Regions from separate parts of the Homo sapiens genome. Here region 1 is linked to region 2. The links are chromatin contacts, found by Hi-C in ENCODE. All regions are on one chromosome and are shown on one strand. The core of a region is the stretch at or near the end of the contact, and the rest is flanking DNA. Distances in the headings are between cores, read along the strand shown.

The links. Hi-C counts contacts between places; a loop is a spot of excess contacts on that map. Pooled maps may share reads with other maps.
Region 1: a loop to region 2 is called in a map with no recorded cell type, with 2.3 times the contacts of the local background. The contact joins the promoter of LINC01694 here to the enhancer-like site in region 2. A Hi-C loop is called at or near these places in 6 of 168 maps with a recorded cell type or tissue (B cell, Calu3, HCT116 and 3 more), 8 of 37 single-sample maps with no recorded cell type and 13 of 50 pooled maps.

The regions. Positions count from the first base shown.
Region 1 is chr21:45,590,088-45,595,287 of GRCh38, reverse strand. LINC01694 (long intergenic non-protein coding RNA 1694) reads right to left here and starts at 1,634. Exons shown (of 2, transcript NR_146912.1): 1 at 1,580-1,634. LOC107985485 (a long non-coding RNA gene) reads left to right here. Exons shown (of 2, transcript XR_001755092.2): 2 at 5,074-5,200. RefSeq lists silencers at 4,117-4,606, 4,617-4,766, 4,807-4,876 and an enhancer at 5,148-5,200.
Region 2 is chr21:45,128,499-45,133,764 of GRCh38, reverse strand. It overlaps ADARB1 (adenosine deaminase RNA specific B1), which reads right to left. Exons shown (of 11, transcript NM_001112.4): 2 at 5,192-5,266. Among named protein-coding and RNA genes, the nearest start is that of ADARB1, 57 kb to the right of the region's middle. RefSeq lists an enhancer at 1-252. Within about 2 kb of position 3,094, at least 19 of the 41 ENCODE cell types and tissues checked have a DNase peak (open chromatin) inside an H3K27ac peak, as active enhancers do; they include endothelial cell of umbilical vein and heart left ventricle, where a contact is called at or near this core.

The DNA.
Region 1 (5,200 bases), core at 385-2,884, 460 kb before region 2:
ACCCTCCCAGAGTCTGCAGTTGGGTCACAAGGGCCTCCCTCCCTGGGTGACCACAGGAGCGAGCGCCACTCGGCTCCCTGGAGACGGCACCACTGGTGGCCTGAGACCTGTCCTATGAACATCTGTCACTCAACCAAAAATGCCAAGGGTACAAGATGAAAATCAACCAAAAAAGGTGAAGGAGAAGAAGCAATGCAGAGAAGCTGCAGAGGAGTGGAGGGAGGTGGCCCCAGGCAGGCAGGGGAGTGGGAGGGAGGTGACCCCAGGCAGGCAGGGGAGTGGGAGGGAGGTGACCCCAGGCAGGCAAGGGAGTGGAGGAAGGTGACCCTGGATGAGCAGTGGAGTGGAGGGAGGTGGCCCCAGGCAGGCAGGGGAGTGGGAGGGAGGTGACCCCGGACGGGCCGGGGAGTGACCACCCAGAGACCGGCACCCATGATGAGGGGCTCTTAGGGTGGAAAGGAAATGACCCCCCAGGGTGGGGTGGGAGCTTGGGGATAAAGGAAGGAACGCAGACCCGGGAAAGGGAAGTGAATAAAGAGACGCATACATGGTAGAAAATAATGATAATGTGTCCGGCACGGGGGCTCACACCTGCAATTTCAGCACTTTAGGAGGCAGAGGCAGGAGGATCACTTGAGCCCAGGAGTTTGAGACCAGCCTGGGCAACACAGCAAGACGCTGTCTCTACCAAAAATTTTAAAAAATTAGACTGCATGGTTGTGTATGCCTGTAGTACTGGCTACTGGGGAGGCTGAGGTGGGAGGATTGGTAGAGCCTGGGAGTTGGAGACTGCAGTGACCTGTGACGGTGCCACTGCACTCCAGCCTGGGTGACAGAGCAAGACCCGAAAAAATGAAAAAGAAAATAATAACAATAGTGATTTCCAGAGTTTGACATGCAAGTAGAGTTAAAATACATAAGAACAACAGAACAAAGGGTGGGATGGAATAAAGGGGTGATGTAAATCTTTGGTGGTCTGGTAAGAGATAGCAGGAAGAATTTACACTGGACTTTAACATGGATAACTACTGAATGAACAGTAATTCATAACTGGCAGGCTAAGAGAGGATAAACATGGAATAAAAAATAATCGAAGCCACGAGGAGAAGAAGGAACAGGGAACAAGTAGGAAAAACAGAAAACAATTCATAATGCCAGAATTCAAACGCAGATAATGGAATCAAAACAAAAGAACCAGAAAGTTCAATTCAAAGATAAAGATACACTGGATCCTGCAGGAGACACACCCTCAATGTAAGGCCACAGAAAGATAAATGGAAAGGGAGGTCTGGAAAGCTGGGGTGGCTGCATTAACACCAAGCAGAGGAACCACGGGCAAGGAGCTCAGCAGACCAGGGTCAGCTGGTGGCATGGGGCCCAGCCCACGGGAAGATGCCAGCCTCAAACTACAGAAAACAAAGTTGCAGAGTCCAAGAAAGAAGAAGAGAAATCCACAATCATATAGAAAAATTTAAAACATCTCCTGGTCACCAATAAAGCATGTGTATTAGTCCCTTTTCATGCCGCTGACAAAGACATACCCGAGATTGGGAAGAAAAAAAGGTTTAATTGGACTTACAGTTCCACATGGCTGGGGAGGCCTCAGAATCATGGCGGCAGCAAGAGAAAATGAGGAAGAAGCAAAAGCAGAAACCCCTGATAGGCCCATCAGATCTCGTGAGATTTATTCACTCTGGCGAGAATAGCACAGGAAAGACCGGTCCCCGTGATTCAATTACCTCCCCCTGGGTCCCTCCCACAACACGTGGGAATTCTGGGAGATACAATTCAAGTTGGGATTTAGGTGGGGACACAGCCAAACCATATCAGCATGCAAGGAAAATACTAGCAAGAGTACGCAGTATTTGAATCAATCACCTCACTGATGTTTAAATCACTGCACGTGACAGGCGCATCCCAGGGCAGAGCAGCCGCCAGTGCTGAAATGACGGGGCCATGGGGTGATGGGACCGTGGGGCGACGGGGCTGTGGGGCGACGAGGCCGTGGGGCGACGGGGCCGTGGGGTGATGGGGCCGTGGAGTGATGGCGCCATGGGGCTTCTTGGGGGTACACCCTATGTAACTGGAGAGGATGAAGTGAAGTTACAAAGTCATTTACTTGGCCCATGCCCTATGGAGAGGATATTTCCTGTGGTAGCTGAAGTGTGAACTGCCTTATGCTCCCTGCCTCCAGACCCAATTTTCCTGCCTCAACAGGCGCAGGTTTCCCTGTCAGCCCGCTCTGCACTCCTGCACTCCTATCTGATCACCGGGTGTTATCTTTAAATCACTGTCAGATTTGTGTAGTGATTTCTGTAAGTTTAGATTTTTGCACCCTTGTTCCCAAGCAAAATTGGCTGATGATTTTCTTGTGCTGTTGACGGGGCCCCCGTTTGACCTCATCCAGACCCTATGGACGGGTGGCCATAGGCGGGCCACGGTTGACTGACGGAAATGTGGACGCATTGTTTTCCTCTATTTCAAGCACTGTCATCGTGAACATCCTTGTGCATGTGTGTGTTGTATGTCCACCTGGTGTATTGTGTGTGTGTTACCGAGAATTCTGTGTTCGGATGGATTTTTTAACCGACAAGATCCACAGAGCCAGAGCTCTGAACCAGCAATCTGGGTTCTTGTGACAGTGAGCAAAGAACTGCAAACACCAAAATGTAAGCTTAAAACAAGGTTGATTGAAATTTCCAGTAATACTGTCTCAGAGGGTGTGCAGGCTGATTTCTGAGAAGTGACATCAGCACCTGGTTACAGAGCTCAAGGTGCTTCTGTGGGGTGTGAGAAGTAGCTGAGGTTTGGGCTGAGTGACAGGCTGATGTCATTTGGCAGCTTATGGTGACACAGCTAAAATTAAACTGTGCATATTTTTACCCATAATTCATTAAGAAAAGCCCAGTGTGGGGGGGCCACATGTAAATGTTATTACAGTTTTAGGTCACTGGGCACATGCTGCTCTAGGGATTTCTACCTGTGCCCTGGTTTCCCCTTCCACAGGACATGCTGGCCACAGGTTTCACTTCAAACTCCGTCCCTCATGGTGGAGTTAGGGCGGGCTCGGGGCTGAACTTAGGTGGGCCAGGGGCTTAATGACAGCTTCTCTGTTCTCCTTTTTACCCTCTCCCAGCTGCTGATGTGTGTCTAACTACCTAACACGTCTATGTGGTGTGTTTTTTTGTGTGTGGGTGGTGTGCATGGTATGTGTGTCTATGTGGAGTGTTTTGTGTGTGTGGTTTGTGTGTGATTTGTGTGTCGACATGGAGTGTTTTGTGTGTGTGTGGTGTGCGTGGTGTGTGTGCCTATGTGGCATGTTGTGTGTGTGTGGTTTGTGCGTGAGTTGTGTGTCGATGTGGAGTGTTTTGTGTGTGTGGTGTGCGTGTTGTGTGTGTCTATGTGGCCTGTTGTGTGTGTGGCTGGTGCGTGATTTGTGCATATGGTGTGTTGTGTGTATGTATGTGTGCGTGGTTTGTGTGTCTATGTGGAGTGTGGGTGTGGTATGCATGGTGTGTATGTGGTGTGTTGTGGGTATGTATGCGTGTGTGTGGTTTGTGCATAGTGTGCATGGTTTGTGTGTCTATGAGGTGTGTGTGTGTGGTTTGTGTGTGGTGTATCTATGTGGCATCTTGTATGTGTGTGGTGTGTGTCTCTATGTGATGTGTTTTGTGTGTGTGGTGTGATGGTGTGTCTATGTGGCGTGGTGTATCTGTGTATCTGTGTGTATGTCTGTGGAGTGTTGCATGTGTGTGTGGTTTGTGCATGGTGTGTGTCTATGTGTAGTATGTATCTCTGTGTGTGTGTCCATATGGAGTGTTGTGTGTACCTGTGTATGTGTGTGTGTGCCTATGCGGAGTGGTATGTATCTGTGTGTGTGTCTTATGTGGAGTGGTGTGTATCTATGTGTGTGTCTATGTGGAGTGTTGTGTGTGTCTATGTGGAGTGTGTGTGGGTGTCCATATGGAGTGTTATGTGTATCTGTGTGTGTGTGTGTGTCCATATGGAGTGTTGTGTGTATCTCTGTGTGTGTGCCCACGCATGCAAGGGTTTCTCGGGCAGGGCCTGGGAGGCGCGTCCCAGGCTTGGTGCGCATCTGCCCCGGGGTCCCCACGCGGCCGGGCCCTATAACGACCTGGAAATGCTCCAGCGCCTCTTGCGCGGGCGGGACACCGGAATTTCCTAAATTTCAAGCCGGGCGCCGTCCCCTGCGCGAAACCCCCGCTCCCTGGGAGTGGAAGCCGCCGCCTCGCCCGCCGTGGGTGCCCAGGGGCTCCCTGCCGCCCCCGCCCCCGCCCCCGCCTCCGCCTCTCCCGCAGGCGCGCGCTTACCCAGCACCCAGCGCTCCCTGCACCCGGGCGGTGCTCAGGATGAAGCCTGACCGCCCCAGACCCTCTCGGGTCCTACCCCGCGACAGTGTCCCGTGCCAGGGCGACCTCCCCGGGGTCCCCCACAGAGCCATGGGAGAGGACCCCCGGGTTCGCCCTGGAGCAGGAGCCTGGGAGAGGGGCGGGCTCGAGGTGGAGGTGGGGGGCGGGGCGGGGTGTCTCAGGCTCTGCCCCGCCCCTCCTGCCTCAGCCCCGCCCCTCCTGCCTCAGCCCCGCCCCTCCTGCCTCAGCCCCGCCCCAGCCCCGCCCCTTCATGTCTCCGCCCCCATGCCTCCGCCCCGCCTCCTGTCTCCGCCCCGCCCCCCGTCCTGGGCCCTTTGCAGTCCTAGGTCGTCTGGGAGCTGCCGCTGACGCCGCCGACCAGAGCCTTCCCCTCGGCCCCAGCACCCTTCGAACTCCCGGGGCGGGCACGGAGCTCTGGACAGCCGCGTCCCCGCCCTCCCCGCCGGCTCCAGAGTGAGGCCTTCTGCGGGCAGCGGGCACTGGGCTTGGTCCAGAACCTCAGAGGCGGCCGGGGCCGAGATGGAGGGAAACCTGGGAGCGGGCGGCCGCGCGCTCTGCTGGGTCTGGGCTCGGCCGCGCGCCCTCCGGCCTCCTTCCCCCACTCGGAAGTCGCCCCCGGACCCGGAGCGGCCTCTGTGGTTCCGACTGGTCCAGGACGGTGAGACTCCTTCTCTCTCCCCAGCTTTCCTACCAGTGCGGGAAACGGAAGGAGGACTTTTTCTGGAAAATCAGTGTCTGCGCTTCCCACCGGGCGGGTTGGACCTGAAGACACGTCCGTCCCGCGGAGAATACGCGACACCGTGACCGAC
Region 2 (5,266 bases), core at 1,845-4,344:
CACCGTCGGGCACACACCCGGTGGGCGCACACACCACTGTCGAGCATACACCCATCGGTCGCACACACCGTCGGGCACACACCTCTTTCAGGTACACACCTGTCAGGTACAGGTAAGACAAATTCTTTTCTCAGTCAGTGCAGTGTTAGCATCCTGCCCCTGGGGTACACACCTTGTACACTCCCCTGCCTTGCAGGCGGGAGGAACTGTGAACATGATGGGATATAGTGTTACATAAGGCAAAGGTGAAGGGATTTTACAGATGCAATTAAGGCATCTCATCAGCTGACTGAGTTCATCAAAAGGGAGATTTTCCTGGGTGGGCCTGGCCTGATCAGGTAAACCCCTGAAGGATGAGAGAAGTCAGAGAGGAAAGGAAGAGGGGAGACCCTGCCTATACGCCTTGAGAGGCAAACTGCCATGCTGGGAAGAGGGCCACAGGGCAGGGGCTATGGGCAGTCTCCAGGAGCCAAGCGCCACAGGCCTATGGTCACAAGGAACTGAGCTCTGCCAAGAGCCAGTGGGCCTGAAGAGGACCCTCAGTCAGAAGCAACGGCAGCCCCTGCTCAATACAGGCACCTTAACTCCTGACACTTCAAGGAACAGAATCAGGGGCTCAGGCTTCTGAACAGAGGCTGACACCCCTTCGACAACTGTCCGATTCCACCAGGGAAACGAGCCAGGCTCACCAGGGCTTTGCGCCCAGAAGCACATGACTGTGAAAACTTGACAGATGAGCCGCCACCCAGCAGACAGGAAGGAAGGAAGACTGGAGGAGCTGGCAGGGAAACGCTGACTGTGGCTTTGGAAGATTGTCGGTATTTTCTTTTATGGTGTATTTTCTAATGTGCGCTCAAAGAAGCCCCTTCTCTTTCTTCTTCGTCTATCTCTAGCCCTAAATCCAGTAGACTCTGCTTTCAAAGCTGAAATAAAACACTCTCTAGGTAACATCTTACTCTCCTGAACTTTCAGAATTCAGGAACACTCATGCTAAGACACTTTACTCTTCCTGACAATGGAGTTTACTGCATAGGTTCAGTAAGAATTTGTCCTCCTTTTTACTTGGATGTAACCGGACAAAAAAAATGTGCCACCAACCCCACATCTGGAGTGTCACATCTGAAAGTGAATCCCTCACATCCCCTAAGCCCACCCACAGGAAGGATCTGTGCCCTGGGGAGCCAGTGCCCACCCAGCCCCCACAAGGTAGCAGGCCTGGTCCCTGTTCTATAACTTATGGGGGCCCAGAAAATTGTGAGGGCCTCAAGTTAAAGAAATTCAACATTTTTAAAAACTATGGGCAAAACCTGGTGTGGATACATTTCTTGGGTCTGGCTTCCTAGTTCCAGGGTAGAAGAACAAATAAAAGCAATCTTAAAACTCTCTGGAATGACAGAGGCTACTGGAAAAGCCATCTTAGTTCCTCACAAAGCTTCAGACAGAAATGAATCCTCTGACCTGGCCAGCTGCTCTCCCACTGCCGACCTTCCAATAGGACGCCACCTGAGCTGATGCGAATCAATCAGGCCCAACACCACACTGACAGCTTCCTGGTGACAGGGGTCATGCCAGAAAAGCACATTCAGAGACTTCTCGTTCTTGGCCAAATTTTTACTTTAAAATTTCAGTAATCTTTTGGAATATTTAGATACTAAAACATCACCTTTGCTCAGTTGGTTATTTTAGTCAATAAATTACTTTGAAGGAAGAAAAATGTCAAGTTTTTGTCACAATATCTGAGGATCCAGAATTAGCATCCTTACAATAATGTGCTTCATTCGAAGGCCCTCATTGGCCTGACCATCCACCCGGACTGCCCATCTCGAGAACCTCCACACAGAGAAGAGCCCCGCAGAGGCTTGCGGAGCTCTGCGCCAGGACACCGCCAGGCACCAGGACAGAGGTCAGCACACAGGACACCCCAGGGAGGGCACCTCCACGCTGTGTAAGCCTTGAATGACGGCTCTTTCCTTCTGGCCCCAAGAGCCCCTCTGAAAAGTGCCAGCCCCTAAAGACGCAGCTGCCTCTTGGCACTGGGCTCCATGCCCCTCCTCACTTCTCCTTTCAGTCAAGGCTTCGAGAGAACTTTAGTTCCTGACCAGTCGGTCAGGCGGCCACACCACACTGTGCACAGAGCAGGAGGCGGCAGCGATGCCCGGTGGTAGCAACAGGTAGCAACATGAGAAGTGGCGTAGGCATCATGGTGACATGGGCACTCCTAAACCTCCTGGAGGGAGCAGGGCCACCCCGGAAACAAGGAACTGTCCTGCACAAAAGGACTTCCATGCAGGTGGAAAGGCTGCTCATAATTCTCTAAGCCCAGCCCAGCTGAGTTTTGGATTGACACAATGCATTTTTCTATACTTTTAACATACACTCAATGTTCCAGAAATACAGAGACTACCTAGAGACAGGGAAGACTGAACACTGCTTCCTTCAGGTTTGACCATTTCAGAAAGTAATGCCACTCAGCTCTATTGCTTATGGTTTTCAGGTCACCAGCTCAGTACCTACCCCACATCTGCCTGCACTGACAGGCCCACACCACTCAGTGATCCGAGTGAAAGCAGCAGTGCCTAAATGTCCATACAGTGGCATAGAAAACTATTTTATTATGTATCTTCAGTTTCTCTTTATATTACATTTCAGCATGACACTGCTTTTTAACATTATATGGCTATAATTATATAAGGTAATATCTTCTGTGAACTTCATTTTAAAATAAAAAGATGAGTTAATAAATATTTGTTACAAAAAGAAGATGTGGTGTGGGGTGGCAATGAGAAAGACTGAGAAAGCTTTCCAGGCTTCAACAAGAGTCAAGGTTTCCCGAAGCCCTCCTCAGCAATTCCTCTTGCGCAGGGGAATTACTATAGGAATTCTATCTATTGTATCCCCCCAAGATGTTCCAGCCTCAGAAGATAATCTCATGTATAAAAACACAAGAAATAACTTCAGTCTTTTCAAGCAAAAAGAAAGGCAAAAACAGTGAGTCTGCCTGAAACTAAAAATAACTCCCCACAGCCCTGCAGTGCGACCTGTGGCTACACGGCACAGACAGCACTAAGGCAGGACCCGGGAGGGAGGCTCAGAGGGAAACCAGACAGTGCAGTGAGGCTGAGGACGGCCGTGCTTCCAAAGATGTTCCAGCCAAAATCTTTCATGTTTATTTATTTTTATTTAAACCACCCTGAAAAGGGAAAAGAATAACACGCCAAACTGTTTGCTGCCGAAATTAGCTCTTATTTTATGAAAGAAAGGAAATACACGATTTCTATTCGCAGCTAGCATTTAGTAACACAGAATCAGGAGGAGGAGATATGACTCATCATGTCGTAATATTTTATAATTTCCAGCTCTTCAGTTTTGCTTTCTCAGCACATGCTTTAGATATCTCCTTCTGGCCTGATTATTTTTTCTATGCTTTTAAGAACAATTTATTGGTGCAAAGGATTATAAATAATTCATTTCTCCAATGCACAGTTATATTATATAAAAATACTTGCTATTTCACATATATGGCATAATTAATGCAATGTTTTACTTCTGTGGCATGTTAAAAATAGGTAGTCACAAATCGACACTTAACTTAGCAATATTAAACCACAACGTCTCTTTCAGACTCATTCCAACTCTGGGATCCTCATTCTTTCAATAACCTCTGGTTACAGAGAAGCTGATTTCCTATCACTAATTAAGCTAGAAGAAGCGCTGTGGCTGAAAATAAAATCCCATCCCACAGCACAAGCCATGATAAAGGTGACCTGATTTTGACCTTCCCATACTTGGACTGCCTGTGTACCCCCCCAAAAAAAGCATCGGTTGAAGATAAAGCCTCCTTTAAAGGTCTCGCTAGGGAACCAGTTACCTGAAATTCCTGACATTTACAGACAGAAATGGCAAGCAGGACCTTTGCTGGCACAAACTCAAAACCCAGTAGTCAGACATGGGTGTGTCTCTACTCCCCAAAGACGGCGTCCCCCCTAGGCTCCCAGCCACTCTCATCCATCCACGCTCACGCCCTGGTGACCGCCCCCTACCTATGGCTCTGCACCAGCCACTCCCATCTGTCCACACTCACGCCCTGGTGACCGCTCCCTCCCCACAGCTCTGCATGCCATCCCGAACTCCCAGGCGGGAGCACGGCTGTGTCCAGTGAGCGGCTCACATGAGAGCTGCCAAGCGAGCGCCTGGTCCCTGCCATGCCCAGAGGGCATCTGAGGCCCAGTGGGCGCTCGTCAGTATCCACAGAGCAAATGGACACAGGAGCACACCTGCGTTCCTCCAGCCAGCAGCAGCCCTCTGACACCTTCTCTTTCCCCTCATCTCATCTGAACCCATGAAAAAGCTTCCCTGGAAATGTACAACTGGACTTCCTGAGTTAGTCACTCAGCTGCTCATAAGTAAATTAATCTGACACCATACTAATTTTACTGGGATTTTAGTATTTGTCACAACTTCTCTCAAAAGCAGACGCTGAATCATGAGATAGTCGCCAAAAATAAGTACTAAAGAAATGTTCTTCTTTTTTTTTTTGAGAAAGAGTCTTGCTCTGTCACCCAGGCTGGAATGCAACGGCATGATCTCAGCTCACTGCAGCCTCTGCCTCCCGGGTTCAAGCGATTCTCCTGCCTCAGTCTCCCGAGGCTGGGACTACAAGCGTGCACCATCACACCTGGCTAATTTTTGTATTTTTGGTAGAGATGGGGTTTCGTCACGTTGGCCAGGCTGGTCTCAAACTCCTGGCCTCAAGTAATCTGCCTGCCTCAGCCTCCCAATGTGCTGGGATTACAGGAAAATTTTCTTTTAATTACTCCTAAGAAAATAATAATTGATGGTAAAAGGCTTTCACCAAGTCTAGTGCCCGGCATGAAGCACTGACTCAATAAATGGTGAACTGACCCCAAAGAGGGCAGCAAGTGCCACACATGCCACTGGAGGGCAGCAGGTGCCACACATGCCACTGGAGGGCAGCAGGCACCACCCCAGAACAAGCAGGAGGGACTCATGGGTGAGCTAAGGCTGCAGTAAGATTAGAAATCAACCAACAGTAACAGATCATCTGTGCCGGGAAGTATTCAATAAAGCATCTTTCAAAGGCAAGCCAAAAGGCTTAATTAAGCGGTTTATATCAAGAAAAAGGCATTTCTACCAGTCAGATTTGATCAGATCTTTACAGGTTTTTACTCACCTTGAAATTTTTCTAGCTTTATGTCTGCTCTGATCCCAAGGCAGCTTCCTTCGGTGCGAGCGGACTGAGAGAGTA